Regions from separate parts of the Homo sapiens genome. Here region 1 is linked to region 2. A link is a loop called in an ENCODE intact Hi-C map of the cell type or tissue named here. Cell type or tissue: CD14-positive monocyte. All regions are shown on one strand. Links, peaks and the distances in the headings refer to the core of each region. The heading gives the core; the rest is flanking DNA.

Evidence for each region. A loop is a pair of places that touch in the nucleus more often than their neighbours do. Peaks named below come from ENCODE experiments on the same cell type or tissue, not always from the same donor. Only the 100,000 strongest peaks of a DNase experiment are listed, where the experiment ranks them.
Region 1: a loop joins it to region 2, with 9 times the contacts of the local background. A loop is called at or near these places in 2 of 110 quality-filtered maps.

Annotation. Positions count from the first base shown.
Region 1 is chr4:40,727,888-40,735,709 of GRCh38, forward strand. No RefSeq gene overlaps it. Among named protein-coding and RNA genes, the nearest start is that of NSUN7, 18 kb to the right of the region's middle. In CD14-positive monocyte, for the core only: no CTCF peak of the experiment used is centred there; DNase peaks (open chromatin) are centred at 3,714 and 4,114; H3K4me3 peaks cover 2,122 bases; H3K27ac peaks cover 2,360 bases.
Region 2 is chr4:40,669,480-40,677,301 of GRCh38, forward strand. No RefSeq gene overlaps it. Among named protein-coding and RNA genes, the nearest start is that of RBM47, 44 kb to the left of the region's middle. RefSeq lists an enhancer at 2,803-4,002. In CD14-positive monocyte, for the core only: no CTCF peak of the experiment used is centred there; DNase peaks (open chromatin) are centred at 3,172 and 3,642; H3K4me3 peaks cover 1,154 bases; H3K27ac peaks cover 2,339 bases.

The DNA.
Region 1 (7,822 bases), core at 2,920-5,419, 59 kb after region 2:
GTTTAAAACACACACACTAGCATTTTAAATTTTGTATTTGTAATCATATACGTTATCTACCATTGTTTATACAGAAGTGGTTTAAGTAGTAGAAAATTACAGTTTTCAAGTCATCAATCTTATTAAATAAGAAATCACAGCAAATACAGTTACCATAGCAAAAAATTCATCATAATATAAATATAATAACAAACTTCCTTTGTATATTACATTAAACTCAGTAACTTTTTCATAGCATTTGCTTAATCTTAATCTGCATGTATTCCTTCTGTAACATTTTGAGCAGATAAGAGGAATTTTGATAAAGCTATGATACAATATTATATTTTTTCCAAAACATAGCCAGTTTTAAGTTGTTCTGTTTAAATGAATCAGAAAGAAGCAATGAGGAATATTAGAGATATATCCTTTTCAGTAGTAGATATTTGAAAGTTTATTTGAAGCAAAGTAATGTCAAGGTACCTATTCGTCAGATCTACTGAATACCTTTCATGAACACACATTTCAGTTTGAAAGCATTTAAACAAAGGTATAAACTGCATACCCAGAGAAACAGACAGCAGGATTCAAGAAGAGAACAAAGAAACAAGATCAATCTAGTTTGCCAAACAGTGGCTCCCTGTGTCTGAAACAATTGGAGAACTTTGCAGCAATTTTGTTTTAGAAGTTTTCTGTAAACGAGTTTAAAGTCCAAAGAACGAAGCTCATTTCAGAGGTGAAGACACTGTTAAATTGTTGGGTAAAATGCTTCATAAGTATACACTCCTCTATAATTAGCATTGCTTATTTCCCAGTATTATAATTTATATTAGTCCCATATTAAAACCAAGATTCTGAGAAAAAAGAAATGGACCGTGATAAAAATGTAAATTCTTCTGAAGATTTTTTGTTAAAAAATTAATTTAGGCACCGAGCACAGTGGTTCATGCCTGTAATCCCAGCACTTTGGGAGGCAGAGGTGGGCAGATCATGAGGTCAGGAGTTCAAGACCAGCCTGGTCAACATGGTGAAACCCCATCTCTACTAAAATACAAAAATTAGCCAGGCATGGTGGCGTGTGCCTGTAATCCCAGCTACTCAGGAGGCTGAGGCAGGAGAATCACTTGAACCCAGGAGGCGGAGGCTACAGTAAGCCGAGATCACGCCATTGCACTCCAGCCTGGGCGCCTGGGTGACAGAGCAAGACTCCATCTCAAAAAAAAATTAATTTAGGGTCGGGTGTGGTGGCTCACTCCTGTAATCTCTGCACTTTGGGAAGCCAAGGTGGGAGGATCACTTGAGGCCAGGAGTTTGAGACCTGGGCAACATGGCAAAACCCCATCTCTACTAAAAATACAAAAATTAGCCAGCATGGTGGTGCACACCTCTAGTCCCAGCTACTCGGGAGGCTGAAGCACAAGAGTCACTTGAATCCGGGTGGCAGAGTTTGCCGTGAGCCAAGATGGTGCCACTGCACTCCAGCCTGGGCGACAGAGCAAGACTCCATCTCAAAAAAAAAAAAAAGATTTAATTAATTAACAGAAACTAAAGTGGAAAGATTTTGCATGGAGATTGAAGCAGAAGCTATTTTTACATTTTCAATAAAATTAGGAAGATTAACTCTGGGGCACTGGTGACTTTCTGATATATAAGTTACTTCATGTTGTGATATGCTCTTTCAGTGATCGTACCTTTCATCCTCAAAAGAAGATCTCTTTCAGCAACTTAGAGGCAAAAACATTTTGATATAGCACATATACAAAACCATATGTGGCACTGTGATTGTTCTTTGAGGACAGTGGCTCCCAATCTTTTCTCACTGTCATCCTAGATGACTATTATTAAGTGTTTTTTCAATCAGGAGATTTTTCCACTTATGTTTGACAGCAAGTTGACAAGGCTGTGAAAGCATGTCAGCTCTGCTCAGGATGATCACTGTGGGTTTTCTTGCATCATGAAGGTTGTTGAGTGTGCCTTGCTTTGGCGTCTCTGAAACCCCTTTCAATGATGCTAACTTGTTTGTGGCCTGGGAACATGTGATGGCTATGCTTTCCAAATTGGGGTTCCAATGTAAGCTTTGGGACAACAGATTGTCTTGTTGCCCGCTATATCCCCAGTATCTAGAATACAGTCTGGCATAGTGCTCAATAAATAATTATTGAATAAAAAAGAAGAAGAGGGGCTAGGCACGGTGGCTCACGCCTGTCATCTCAGCACTTTGGGAAGCAGAGACAGACAGATCACTTGGGGTCAGCAGTTTGAGACCAGTCTGGTCAACATAGTGAGACCCTGTCTCTACTAAAAATACAAACAATTAGCTGGGTGTAGTGGCACACGCCTGTGGTTCCAGCCACTTGGGAGGCTGAGGTGTAAATACTGCTTGAGCCCGAGGGGCAGAGTTTACAGTGAGCTGAGACTGCATCACTGCACTCTAGCCTGGGTGACAGAGCGGACTTTGTCTCAAAAAAAAAAAAAAAAAAAAGAAGAAGAGGAGGCAAAAGAAGAAGGAAGGGAAAGAGAAGGGAGAGAAAGAAGAAGTTAAGAAAGAGAAAAGGAGAAACAAGAGGAAGAGAGAAGATGAAAAGAAAGGAAAAAAGTGGTAGTAGAAGAAAAAGGGGAAGAATAAACTGCTACCACCGCACAAAGTGTTTATGGTGGTATTATAGAAGGAATGCAATTAAAGAAGAAGAACTAATATTTGGCAAGAATTGACTTTACCCAAAGAATTGCAGTGGGGAGGAAAATATAATGGTAAAATCAACATAGATATGTGATAAAGGAAGATGCATAATTCGCATTAGACAATAAACTTTTTTTTTTTTTTTTTAAAGACAGAGTTTCGCTCTTGTTGCCCAGGCTGGAGTGCAGTGGTGTGATCTCGGCTCACTGCAACCTCCGCCTCCTGTGTTCAAGCGATTCTCCTGCCTCAGCCTCCTAAGTAGCTGGGATTACAGGCGTGTGCTACCATGCCTGACTAGTTTTTGTATTTTTAGTAGAGATGGGGTTTCACCATGTTGGCCAGGCTGGTCTCGAACTCCTGACCTCAAGTGATCTGCCCACCTTGGCCTCCCAAAGTGTTGGGATTACAGGAGTGAGCCACCACACCCAGCCAGACAAAAAACTCATTCCCTGCTTCCCCAGGTCCACAGACTTTCAGGTTTAGAAGGGGTCAAATTAATCATTTTCTCACATCAGCCATATCAGATGCTTGAATCCAGGGTTTGGCAAACTTTTTCTGAAAAGGGTCACATAGTAAATATCTTAGGCTTTGAGTGGCACAGTCTCTGCTCCATTATGCCACTGTAACACAATATGCTAAAAAAAAATTGTATGATTGTGTGGTAATAAAACTTAATTTACAAAAACAGGTGGTGGGCCAGGTGTGGCCCGTGGACTGTAGTTTGCAGACTCCTACTTGTATATGCCCTGTAATATTCCAACAATGCTGATAACCTCTGTTAGCATTTGCTGCAATAGAGAAACTCACCACTTTTCAAGGAAAACTATTCCATCTTTGCATAACTTTGATTATAGAAAGCCATTCTTTACACATTGAGTCAAAATCTGTTTCTCATGTTATTGTAATATTAGGTATTTGCTGTTTGTCTCTTTGTGTTTAAGTCACTATAATCTAGTGGTTTTGTTTTTTGTTTTCTTCTATTTTTTAAAACATTTTTGAGGAAGTTTTTTTTTTTTTTTTAAAGACAACTTCTGCTTCCAGTCAAGATGGAGCAACAGGGACCTGATTTACCCTCCCACCTGAAATAACCAAAAAACTGGACAAAATATTAAGAAACAACAGCATTCAAGATATTGACACTAGGCAACTGAGGACAGTGATCCCTGAAAGATGGAAACAAATGAGGTGTAACTATAATTATCTCCAGCTAAATGTGTAGAGAATATTTTCAGGCCCCAGCACACTGGGAGCCCAAGTGGAGACCGGCAGTGTCTCTGGGTCGAGGACATTCAGTTGCAAGTCCAGGACAGCCAAGTACAGGATCAGAAAGCTGTGCAGAGAGACAGTTCTGGAGGTGTGCCAAGGGTCCACTTTAGTCTCCGGTTGAGTATTAATTAACGCGTATGTGTGAGGAAGTTACCCAAGGTCAGGGAAAGAACCACGTGAAAGGATTAAACAGAAGAGGAAACAGTTGTTGGAGCTCACAAAAGGCCAGAGAGTCCCTATTCCTACCAACCACAGTAGAAAGCCTCACAATTCACAGAAATGGGTTAGAACACTGAAGAATCTTGCCTCATTTGTGGCAGGAAATTATTCAAACAATCTACTTCTGTTAATGCACCTCTTTCTATATGTCCCTGTTCATAACATCATAGCCAAGCCTCAGCTCTAAAGCTTATTCACACATGCTGTCATTTAACCAGGTCCTATTTGTTTTTTATTTTAATGGTTAAGCTTTTCCATTGATGTCTTTCTTTATAGTGTTGATTATCATGTTCATTATTGTGCTGAGCAGCCCACTGTACCTGATTTTTTTTTTTGAGATGGAGTCTCCCTCTGTCGCCCAGGCTGGAGTGCAGTGGCGCGATCTCGGTTCACTGCAACCTCTGCCTCCCGGGTTCAAGTGATTCTCCTGTCTCAGCCTTCTGAATAACTGGGATTACAGGCACGCGCCACCACCCCTGGCTAATTATTTTTTTTTGTATTTTATTTTTAGTAGAGCTGGGGTTTCGCCATGTTGGCCAGGCTGCTCTCCAACTCCTGACCTCAGGTGATCCACTCGCCTCGGCCTCCCAAAGTGCTGGGTTTACAGGCATGAGCCACCGTGCCCAGCCTGTATCTGAAGTATTATTTGTAGGAATAATCTGAGGCCTAGATGAAAAACATCTTCCTCCAAAGAAGATCTGCATTTGTTTTTACCATGCTCCTTGGGGGCACAACCAACATAAGACCAACTGGTCCAAGATTTGAGATTCCCAAACCCACAAAGAAAATCTACACGAGGTCTCATTTACTTAGGGTTCACCCCAACCCTAAGGATGCAGCCCTGTGGGCCCCCAGCTTAAGATTGTGAAGGTCTGATTAGACTTTGCATCTTCTATAGACCTGGTGCTTTCATTTCTCACCTCCTTACCTCCTTTCTCACCTCATGACAAGTTCATCTCAATGAAGGTTCCCATTTGCTGGGACTCACAAATCCCCTCAGGGCAAAAGCAGATTCTGTGCCCTTATCACCTTTCTGGTTCTCCTGGTTTAGCTTCAGTTTTGCCTTTCAATTCCTCACCATGTTGTCAGCTTTACAAAGTTTCTTTTCTTTTCTTTTCTTTTCTTTTCTTTTCTTTTCTTTTCTTTTCTCCTTCCTTCCTTCCTTCCTTCCTTTTCTTTTTTTTTTTGGAATCTCGCTCTATTGCCCAGGCTGGAGTGCCTGATCTCGGCTCACTGCAACCTCTACCTCCAGGGTTCAAGAGATTCTCTTGGCTCCGCCTCCTGAATAGCTGGGATTACAGGTGCGTGCCACCACACCTGGCTAATTTTTATATTTTTTATTAGAGATGGAGTTTCACCATGTTGACCAGGCTGGTCTCAAACTCCTGACCTCAAGTGATCTACTTGCCTCAGCCTCCCAAAGTGCTGGGATTACAGGTGTGAGCCACCATACCTGGCCCAAAGTTTCTGTTGTTTTTTCATAGTTTTCTATAATTTTAAAAATTGTTTTCTAAGGGATCATTAATCTGAAAAACCTAGCCCACCATTACAGAAAGATACAAATCCACCTACAACCATCCCAAGTCTTTGAGAATAAAATAGAACCAGAAAGTCTGGGTGCAGTGGCGGCCTTTCTACTCAGGAGACTGAAGCAGGAGAACCACTTGAACCCAGGAGGTGGAGGCTGCAGTGAGCTGAGATCATGCCACTGCCCTCCAGCTTGGGCAACAGAACCAGACTCCATCTCAAAAAACAAAACCAATGAATGAACGAACGAATGAGAAGGAAGGAAGGTGGGAAGGAGGGAAGGAGGGAAGGAAGGAAGGAAGGAAGGAAGGAAATAGAACCAGAAAAAGTCCACCAGAGCCTAAGAAGAGCATTTGAGGTAGGGAAAAAACCTTCCCTCTCCTGGGGGCCCCAGGGCGGGTCCTAGGGAGCGCAGTGTTGTGTGCTGCTGTGCAGAGCAGAGCGGAGCAAACTGAGGGGCCACGAGGTGTGTGCAGGAGGCTGCGTGAAGTTGTGGTGAGGAAGATGAGAGGCTCCTAGGAATTTCTGGGTGCAAGAGAATTTTAAACAATGAAGGTTTTAAAGAAGAGCTATTATGTCCTTGTGCTTAGGCCCTCTTAACTCTGAGAGAAAAAAGAGTAAAATTTCTGTCCTGGCTGACTGCTTTAAAGGAATATGATTCTGATTGTGCCATAGAAATCACTGCTTTATAAACCTTATATGTATCTGTTTACTACAGATGATCAAGGGAGAGAAAAGGATAGTAGGGACATAGAAGGAGAGAAAAGAAAAGCATTCACGGACAGGCCATGGAAGGCGTTTCTTGTTTCAGTAGTATTAAGTACCTATTTCATGTTGGACAGAGAAAAAGTTGAGTGAACTAAGTCCTCTGCCCTAAGGAGCTCATTATCCAATAACAGGGGAGAACAATATGTCATTAAATAATTTAAATAAAATCCAGATGTAATTAAGTTTTATTGAGCATTTAGTAAGAGCCAGATGCTTTCTGAGAAAAAAAAAAAAAAAAGCAGCCCCTGACATCTAAGGACTGGCCTAAAATTTATAGGTAGGCCTGAGTGGGAGCAGAAGCTGGCCGGGAGCTCACAGCTAGGACAAGTTATTCTCCTGCTGCGTGTAAACAATCTCACAGAACACTGACACCAGTCAAGTCACTCTGAGATCATGAGGAAGTGCGACAAAACAAGACCACTTCATAATTTTGTCTAAGCACAGACAAAAATGAGGTCACTGTGCAACCCCTAAAACACGAATAGCTCTTCTTTCAGCTAATATGAGCCTCTAGTGATTCTTTACCTTTAGAATTTTAGCCTTGCTCTAGTCTACTGTCCCTATAAACGTTGAGATGCCCAGTCATAGACTTTCCCTGCATTCTGACAGCATTCAATCCAGAGTGAACCCCTACTTCCTTGGATCCTTCCACAGACCACCCAACCGCAGCCCGAATCCAATAGTAGGTCTGATACCCTCTTACTGAGAAGCCCCACAGTTCCCCATGGTGTGTGTTCTCCCTTGCTGCAATGAGTAATAAACCCAATTCGTTCCACTACTGCTGTGCTCCTGGTGGGCTCTGGCTGGAGGGCACTGTCATCTCAAGTACATCATTTAATTTCATCCTCATAACGTGAGCATAAGCCTGAATTTATAGATGACGATAAGGCTCCTAAAGGTTAATTTAATTCAGAATTACAGGCAGAAAGAGACAAAGCTGGGATTTGAACACTGAGCTTTGAATGTTTCTCACTACCTTGAATGACTGAAGACAGAGAGCAAGATAGAGAAGAAAAAAGATGTCCAAAAAGAGACAAAAAGATGTTTTTCCTCACCCACTTTAACTGCCACTTTCAAGGAGCAACATCTCCATCTTGTGATATTTTATGATACGGGTTTTAAATAATTGAATTTTATAACTGTAGGAGATCGTTCAGACACAACTGAAATTTAAGAGAATACTTAAAAAAATTTGCTCCATAGGCAAAATAAAATTAAGCCATTACATTAAAAACCACAGCTATGAGGAAAGAAAGGTCTCTTATTGTCATCTGTCTTACTTTTTCTTTTCTGAGGGACAACCCTCCTGCATCCTTCCACTTTACAATAATGTCCTTCCCCAAGATGGCTGAGTACATACATCTCAAGTACGATGCGTGCCTC
Region 2 (7,822 bases), core at 2,378-4,877:
ACCCTGTTGTGTAGGGGTTTTATGGAGGTTCCGTTATGTGGGCATGATTGATTAACTCACTGGCCATTACTGATTGAACTCAAATTTTAACCCTCCGACTCTCCCCAGAGGTTGAACGGTGGGGCCGAAAGTTTCAACTGTCTAATCACAAAGATAGCTCCCCTGACAGCCAGCGCCCCCTCCTTAGGGGTTTTCCCAAAGTCACTTCACGAACTTGTGAAGGTGTAGGCCGGGTGCAGTGGCTCATGCCTGTAATCCCAGCACTGTGGGAGGCCAAGGCAGGAGGACCCCAAGATCAGCATGGGCAACGCAGTGAGACCCTGCCTCTACAAAAATTTTTTTAAATTAGCCAGATGTATTTTAAAATACAGCCAGACATGTGCCTGTAGTCCCAGCTATTTGGGAGGCTGAGGCAGGAGGATTGCTGGAGCCCAGGAAATCGAGACTGCAGCGAGCTGTGATCATGCCACTGCACTCCAGTCTGGGTGACAGAGTGAGACCCTGTCACCAAACAAAAACAAAACAAAAAACTCAGGTATAGTTGAAAGGGGCTTTTTATGAGTAACAAAAGACACTCTTTTCAAATTATCACTTGGGAAATTACAAAGGTTTTAGGAGCTCTAGGCGGGAAATGAAGACAAAGACTAAATATATATTTTTTATTATACTGCAATATCACACTAGTCTTGATTTATTTTCTTTTTTACTTTCTTTTTTTTTTTTTTGAGACTGTCTCACTCTATCACCCAGGCTGGAGTGCAGTGGTGTGATCTTGGCTCACTGCAACCTCTGCCTCCCGGGTTCAAGCGATTCTCCTGCCTCAGCCTCCCGAGTAGCTGGGATTACACACGTGCGCCACCATGCCCGGCTAATTTTTGTATTTTTAGTAGAGATGGGGGATTTCACCATGTTGACCAGGTTAGTCTCGAACTCCTGACCTCAGGTGATCCGCACACCTCGGACTCCCAGATGGCTGAGATTTCAGGCGTGAGCCACTGCGCCCGGTCTTGATTTATTTTCCATTTACCTGTTTATTGTCTGTTTCTTATCCCTAGAATGTGAGAGGACAGGGGCCTTGTCTGCATTGTTCACTGTGGTATCCCCAGCACATGACACAAAACATGTGCTCAGAAAATACTTACTGAAAATACTTACAGAAAATACCTACTTTACAAGCCTCACCTCTACCAAACAACAGGTGGACTCAAGCCCTGGAGGGACAGAGATTAAGGTCTCACAAACACCAGGACATCTGGTCAACCTGGTTCCTCCCAATGCCTGCAGGTGATTGAGAGCTGACCTCAAAGGGACCTCAAAGAAATTCTGGTTTATCTGGAGTTCTAGAGAGGTTAAAGGACTAGCCCTATGTTATACACTCAGTTTACATTTAACATAGGGCTAAAACCAACATTTCCTAATTCCCTACCAACTGAGCTCTAATTTCAAAGTATCTTAGTGTAAGAAGAAATCGCCAGATCCCATCTGCTCTAGTCCTTCCAAACAGCACCCTATCATTACCCGCATTTAAAAGATAAGACATCTGGTGCTAAAAGAAGTAAATGACTTTTCCTAGGTCACACGCCTATTGAAAGGCAAGGAAGGACTTCATTCGTTTTTTTTTTTGTTTTTTTTTTTTTGAGGCGGAATCTCACTCTGTCACCACCAGGCTGGAGTGCAGTGTTGCCATTTCAGCTCACTGCAACCTCCGCCTCCTGGGTTCAGGTGATTCTCCTGCCTCCTGAGTAGCTGAGACTACAGGTGTGTGCCACCACACCCGGCTAATTTTTGTATTTTTAGTAGAGACGGGGTTTCACCATGCTAGCCAGGCTGGTCTTGAACTCCTGACCTCAGGCAATCCACCCACCTCGGCTCCCAAAGTGGTGGGATTACAGGCGTGAGCTACTGCGCCTGGCCTGAAGGACTTCATTCTTACACCACACTGTCTCCAGGTTTTTGTTTTTTTGGTTTTTTTTGAGACGGAGTTTCGCTCTTGTGGCCCAGGCTGGAGTACAATGGTGCAGTCTTGGCTCACTCCAACCTCCGCCTCTCAGGTTCAAGCGATTTTCCTGCCTCAGCCTCACAAGTAGCTGAGATTACAGGCGTGTGCCACAATGCCTGGCTAATTTTGTATTTTTAGTAGAGATGGAGTTTCTCCATGTTGGTCAGGCTGATCTTGAACTCCCGACCTCAGATGATCTGCCCACCTCAGTCTCCCAAAGTGCTGGGATTACAGGCTTGAGCCACTGCACCCGGCCTTGTCTCCAGGTTTTAATCTTCTGTATTCTAGATTTTGTACAACCATGGAATTAAGTATCTTTCCCATATTAGACCCATTAGCAAATACCCCTGAGAGAGAGAGAGAGATTAGGTGCAGAAATAGCTCAGGAATGCCAAATCATTTAACAGATGCAGTGCTTTTGTTCTTGATTCATTAATTCATTCAACAAATATTTGATTCCCTACTATGTGCTGTAAATTATTGTGGATACTGGGAATACAGCAATGAATAAAACAAAACCTCATGCGGGAGAAAGGCAATGACAAACAAATAAACATATTTGTACATCTGAGGCATATCAGGTAGCCAAAGTGCTATGAAGAAGAATAAAGCAGGGGCCGGCGCGGTGGCTCACGCCTGTAATCTCAGCACTTTGGGAGGCCAAGGTGGGTGAATCACCTGAGGTCACGAGTTCGAGACCAGCCTGGCCAACATGGTGAAACCCTATCTCTACTAAAAATACAAAAATTAGCCAGGCATGGTGGCACGTACCTGTAGTCCCAGCAACTTGGGAGGCTGAGACGCGAGAATCGCTCGAACCTGGGAGGTGAAGGTTGCAGTGAGCCGAGATCGTGCCACTGCACCCCAGCCCGGGAGACAGGGCAAGACCCCCTCTTCAAAAAAAAAAAAAAAAAAAGAATAAAGCAGGATAAGGAGACAGTGACGGGCAGGGAACAGCGCTGCTTTAAATAAGTTGGTCAGGGAAAGACACTCCAGTCAGATGCCACTTGAGCAGAGATCTGAGTGAATTAACGACATGAACTAGAGAAAGAATATTCCACGCCAAAGAGAACAGAGGCACAGTGGCCCAAGGCAGGCAGGAGTTTAGCATAACTCAAGGGAGGGTCCAGAGGTCCTGCGGCTGGAGTGGAGTGAGCCGGAAAGAGGAAGGAAAGGTCACATGAAGAGCTGGGGCCAGGTCCTGATGGTAAGTGCTCTTTGGAACTCCTCCTTTTAAAACTGGCGTGTCTTCAGGAAGCTGAATATCTACAAAGCTAGGCCTCGGAGAGAAGGCTTTTCCTGAGTATGTTTGTGTGAGTGATTCCGTGTGTTAACAAAGCGCCCCAGGATTTGCCTTTTCTTCCCCTGTTTCTTGCTGTTAGAATGTTAATCTGGCTAAATCCATTCAGCTTCACTCGTTTGGAAATCAGTCATCTAATGCTTGTAGCGAAAAAAGGAGACAAGCTAATACATCTCAACAGAGCAGATACGTGGGAGCCACTCCCACAGATCAAGATCCTTGCAGAAACCCAAGCCATTGTTCAGCCAATAGTAAATAAGAATCCGAGTCATTCTAAAACTGAGTAGAAAGCTGAGTCATCCTTCCCTCTATCAAGAGCTTTATTCCTTTTGCATCCTGTGGATCTTGGTTGGTTAACACATTACTGAATGGTGACGTGGGTAGGTCTGTCTGCCTGCATCAAATCCTGCCCTAACCACATTCTCAAGATAGTTTTCACCACATTTACTAAACTTCCTTGAACCTCAGTTTCCTCCTCTGCAGGAGGAGGGTATGAATGCTTTATTAGTTTTCTACTGCTGTGTAATAAATTAGCACAGATCTAGAGGGTAAGAGCTACTCCCACTCATCATTTCACAGTGCTGTAGGCCAGAGGCCCCAGATGGCGTAACCAGGTTTTCTGCTAAGAGCCTTGAAACGCTGAAATCAAGATGTTGGTTGTCCGTGTCCTCACCTAGAGCTCAGGGTCTTCCTCCAAGCTCATCCCTGTTGTCAGCAGAATGTAGGTTCCTGCAGTTGTGGGACCGAGGCCTTGTTTCCTCACTGGCTGTCAGCAGAGGCCATTTCTCAGCTCCTTAAGCCTGCCCCCTTCCTCCACAGTGACCCTCTATTCCAAAGCAGCAACTACACACCTAACCCTTCTGACACTTGGAAAACATCTGACTTCTGCTCTCAGCCAGAGAAAGCTCTCTGCTTTTATTCTTTTTTTTATCTACTTATTTATTTTGTAGAGTGGGGATCTCGCTATGTTGCCCAGGCTGATTTTAAACTCCTGGGCTCAAGTGATCCTCTTGCCTTGACCTCCCAAAGTGCTGGGATTACAGGCATGGGCCACCATGCCTGCCGCTTTCTGCTTTAGCAGCTCATGTTCACCCAGATAATCACTCTTTCTTAAGGTCAACTGTGCCATACAACATAATATAATCATCAGAGTGAAATCTCATCATATTCACAGGTTCCAGAGATAAAGGACATCTTTAGGGTCCATTTTAGACATTCTGCCTACAACAAATGCCTTCCTTGCAGAACTCTTTTGAAAATTAGAGATGATGTATGTGTGTAAAATAGTTGCCAGCTGCTAATAGCTGCTATTACTATAAGAGCCTCTTTGATGCAGGGAGCAACTAAGTAACTGAGCTACTCAGTGAATCAAGTATAAGACCAGACTCCGGTGCCAGGGCTGTGGCTCATGCCTATAATCCCAACACTTTGGGAGGCCGAGGCAGGCGGATCACCTGAGGTCGGGAGTTCAAGACCAGCCTGACCAACATGGAGAAACCCTGTCTCTACTAAAAATACAAAATTAGCCAGGCGTGGTGGCGTGTGCCTGTAATCCCAGTTACTCAGGAGGTTGAGGCAAGAGAATAGCTTGAACTGGGAAGGCGGAAGTTGCAGTGAGCGGAGATCACGCCACTGCACTCCAGGCTGGGTGACAGAGCGAGACTCCGTCTCAAAAAAAAAAAAAAGATCAGACTCCAAACAGTCTATGGTAAACACCTATCATTACCTTTCTTATATGTATGAATATTAAAACAGCATTTCACGCATAACAAGTACACTGTTTTTATTGGAGCATTTATTAATGAGTTGATTTGGAAGTTCACCTTAGACAAAGATTGAGTTCCTCCCCTTTTCTCTGAATACATTATTTCTCTCTTTTATCAAATCATTTTGGCAAAGCTGCTGCTTCTTCTTCCTTCTCATGTACTTTGGTGGAGTTCCTTAACACAGGACTCTGCATTTGGCTTTTATAGCACAAGTATTGCTATGATCTGAATTTGGTGATCCTCCAAAATCCATACTGAAATCTCTTTTTCTTTTTTTTTTTTTTTTTTTTGAGATGGAGTCTCACTCTGTTACCCAGGCTGGAGGGCAGTGGCACAATCTCAGCTCACTGAAACCTGCACCACCCGGGTTCAAGGGATTCTTGTGCCTCAGCCTCCCAAGTAGCTGGAACTACAGGCACGAGCTACCATGCCTAGCTAATTTTTTTTTTTTCCAGAGACGAGTCTTACTCTGTCACCCAGGCTGGAGTGGAGTGCAGTGGCACGATCTCGGCTCACTGCAACACCTCCACCTACTGGGTTCAAGTGATTCTCCCGCCTCAGTCTCCCCAGTAGCTGAGACTACAGGCACCCTCCACCATGCCTAGCTAATTTTTGTATTTTTAGTAGAGACGAGGTTTTGTCGTGTTGATCAGGCTGGCCTCAAACTCCTGACCTCAGGTGATCCGCAAACCTCGGCCTCCCAAAGGGCTGGGATTACAGGCATGAGCCACCACACCCAGCCAAAACTTTAAGGACTAAGAGCTAGACCATAATGTGTCAGAAGACTCTTTTCCCCTCTGCCATGGCAACTGGCAATATTCCAAATAGCTTCTGTTCTTTTAGCCTGGGGGATACCTGTAATTATAGCATAACACAGTCCACCTGGGACTCTCACAGTGGCGACACTGAATATTTCTATGCAACCTTAAAAATCTCCACAGATTGGCCAGGCATGGTGGTTCACTCCTCTAATCCCAGCACTTTGGGAGGCCGAGGAGGGAAGATCACCTGAGGTCAGGAGCTCGAGACCAGCCTGGCCAACATGGTGAAACCCCATCTCTACTAAAAATACAAAAATTAGCCAGGCGTGGTGGTGGGTTCCTGTAATCCCAGCTACTCAGGAGGCTGAGGCAGGAGAATCCCTTGAACCCGGGAGGCAGAGGTTGCAGTGAGCTGAGATCACGCCACTGCACTCCAGCCTGGGCAACAGAGTGAGACTCTATCTAAAAAAAAAAAAATCTCCACAGATAGGTTTATTATTATTCCTGTTTTACAGACTGTGTAACTAAGGCTCAGAGAAGTCAAAGAACGTGCCCATAGTCACATCTAGTAAGTGGTTAAAGCCAAAATTCAAACCCAGACCACTGGATTCCTAAATCTGAGCTTCTAACTATAGCCAGTAAAAGCCTGACCTAATGTAATGGAAATGGAGATGAACAAATGTGCCTAGAAAAGTGAAGTTTTTTTTGTTTTGTTTTGAGATGGCGTCTCGCTCTATAGCCCAGGCTGTAGTGCAGTGGCGCAATCTTGGCTCACTGCAGCCTCCACCTCCTGGGTTCAAGGGATCCTCCTGCCTCAGCCTTTTGAGTAGCTGGGATTACAGGCACCCGCCACCACACCCAGCTAATTTTTCTATTTTTAGTAGAGACAGGGTTTCATGGTGTTTGTCAGGCTGGTCTCAAACTCCTGACCTCAGGTGATCCACCCACCTCTGCCTCCAAAGTACTGGGATTACAGGCGTGAGCCATCTTGCACGGCCCCATTTTTTCTTTATTTCTAAAAATAAAATTTGTTGGACAATCTGGGGAGGATGAGCTAAGGTATGGATTTTCTTTGTATTTATATTGCTTGGGATTCACTGAGCTTCTTGGATTTATTGATATTTTCATCAACTTTGGGAAATGTTGGGCCATTCGTTCTTCCGTTATTTTTCTGTCCCATTCTCACTGTCTTTTTTTGGGACATCAGTTACATGTAGGTCTAATATTGTCCTCCAGGTCTCTGAGGCTGTATTAATTTTTTTCCAATCTTTTTTCTCTGTTTTTCGAATAGGATAATTCTTATTGGTTGGTCTTTGGGTTTACTGACTGTTTTGCCATCTTCCGTCTGCTGTTAAGTCTTTCCAGTGAGTTTTGTTATTTTATTTTGCCTTTCAGTTCTAGAGTTTGCATTTGCTTCTTTTTTAGAGTTTCCATTTCTCTGCTGAGGTTCCCTACTTACTCATTAAGATAATATTTTCCTTTATTTTGAACATATTTACATGTGTTCCTTTAATTCTTTAAATATCTTTATTTTTAATTTTTTTTTTGAAATAGAGATGAGGTTTCGCTATGTTGCCCAGGCTGGTCTCAAACTCCTGGACTCAAGCAATCTGCCAGCCTCGGCCTCTTAAACTGCTGGGATTACAGGCATGAGCCACTATGCCTGGTCTTTTTTTCCTTTAGAGACAAGATCTCCTCTGTCACTCAGGCTGGAGTGCAGTGGCACGATCATAGCTCGCTGCAGCTTTAAACTTCTGGGCTCAAGCGATCCTCCCTCCTCAGCTTCCTGAGTAGCTAGGACAATAGGCACAAGCCACCATACCCAGCTAATTTTTACTTTTCTTTTCTTTTCTTTTCTTTTTTTTGAGACGAGAGCTCACTCTTGTCACCCAGGCTGGAGCGCAGTGGCGCGATCTCGGCTCACTACAACCTCCAACTCGCTGATTCAAGTGATTCTCCTGCCTCAGCCTCCTGAGTAGCTAGGATTACAGGTGCG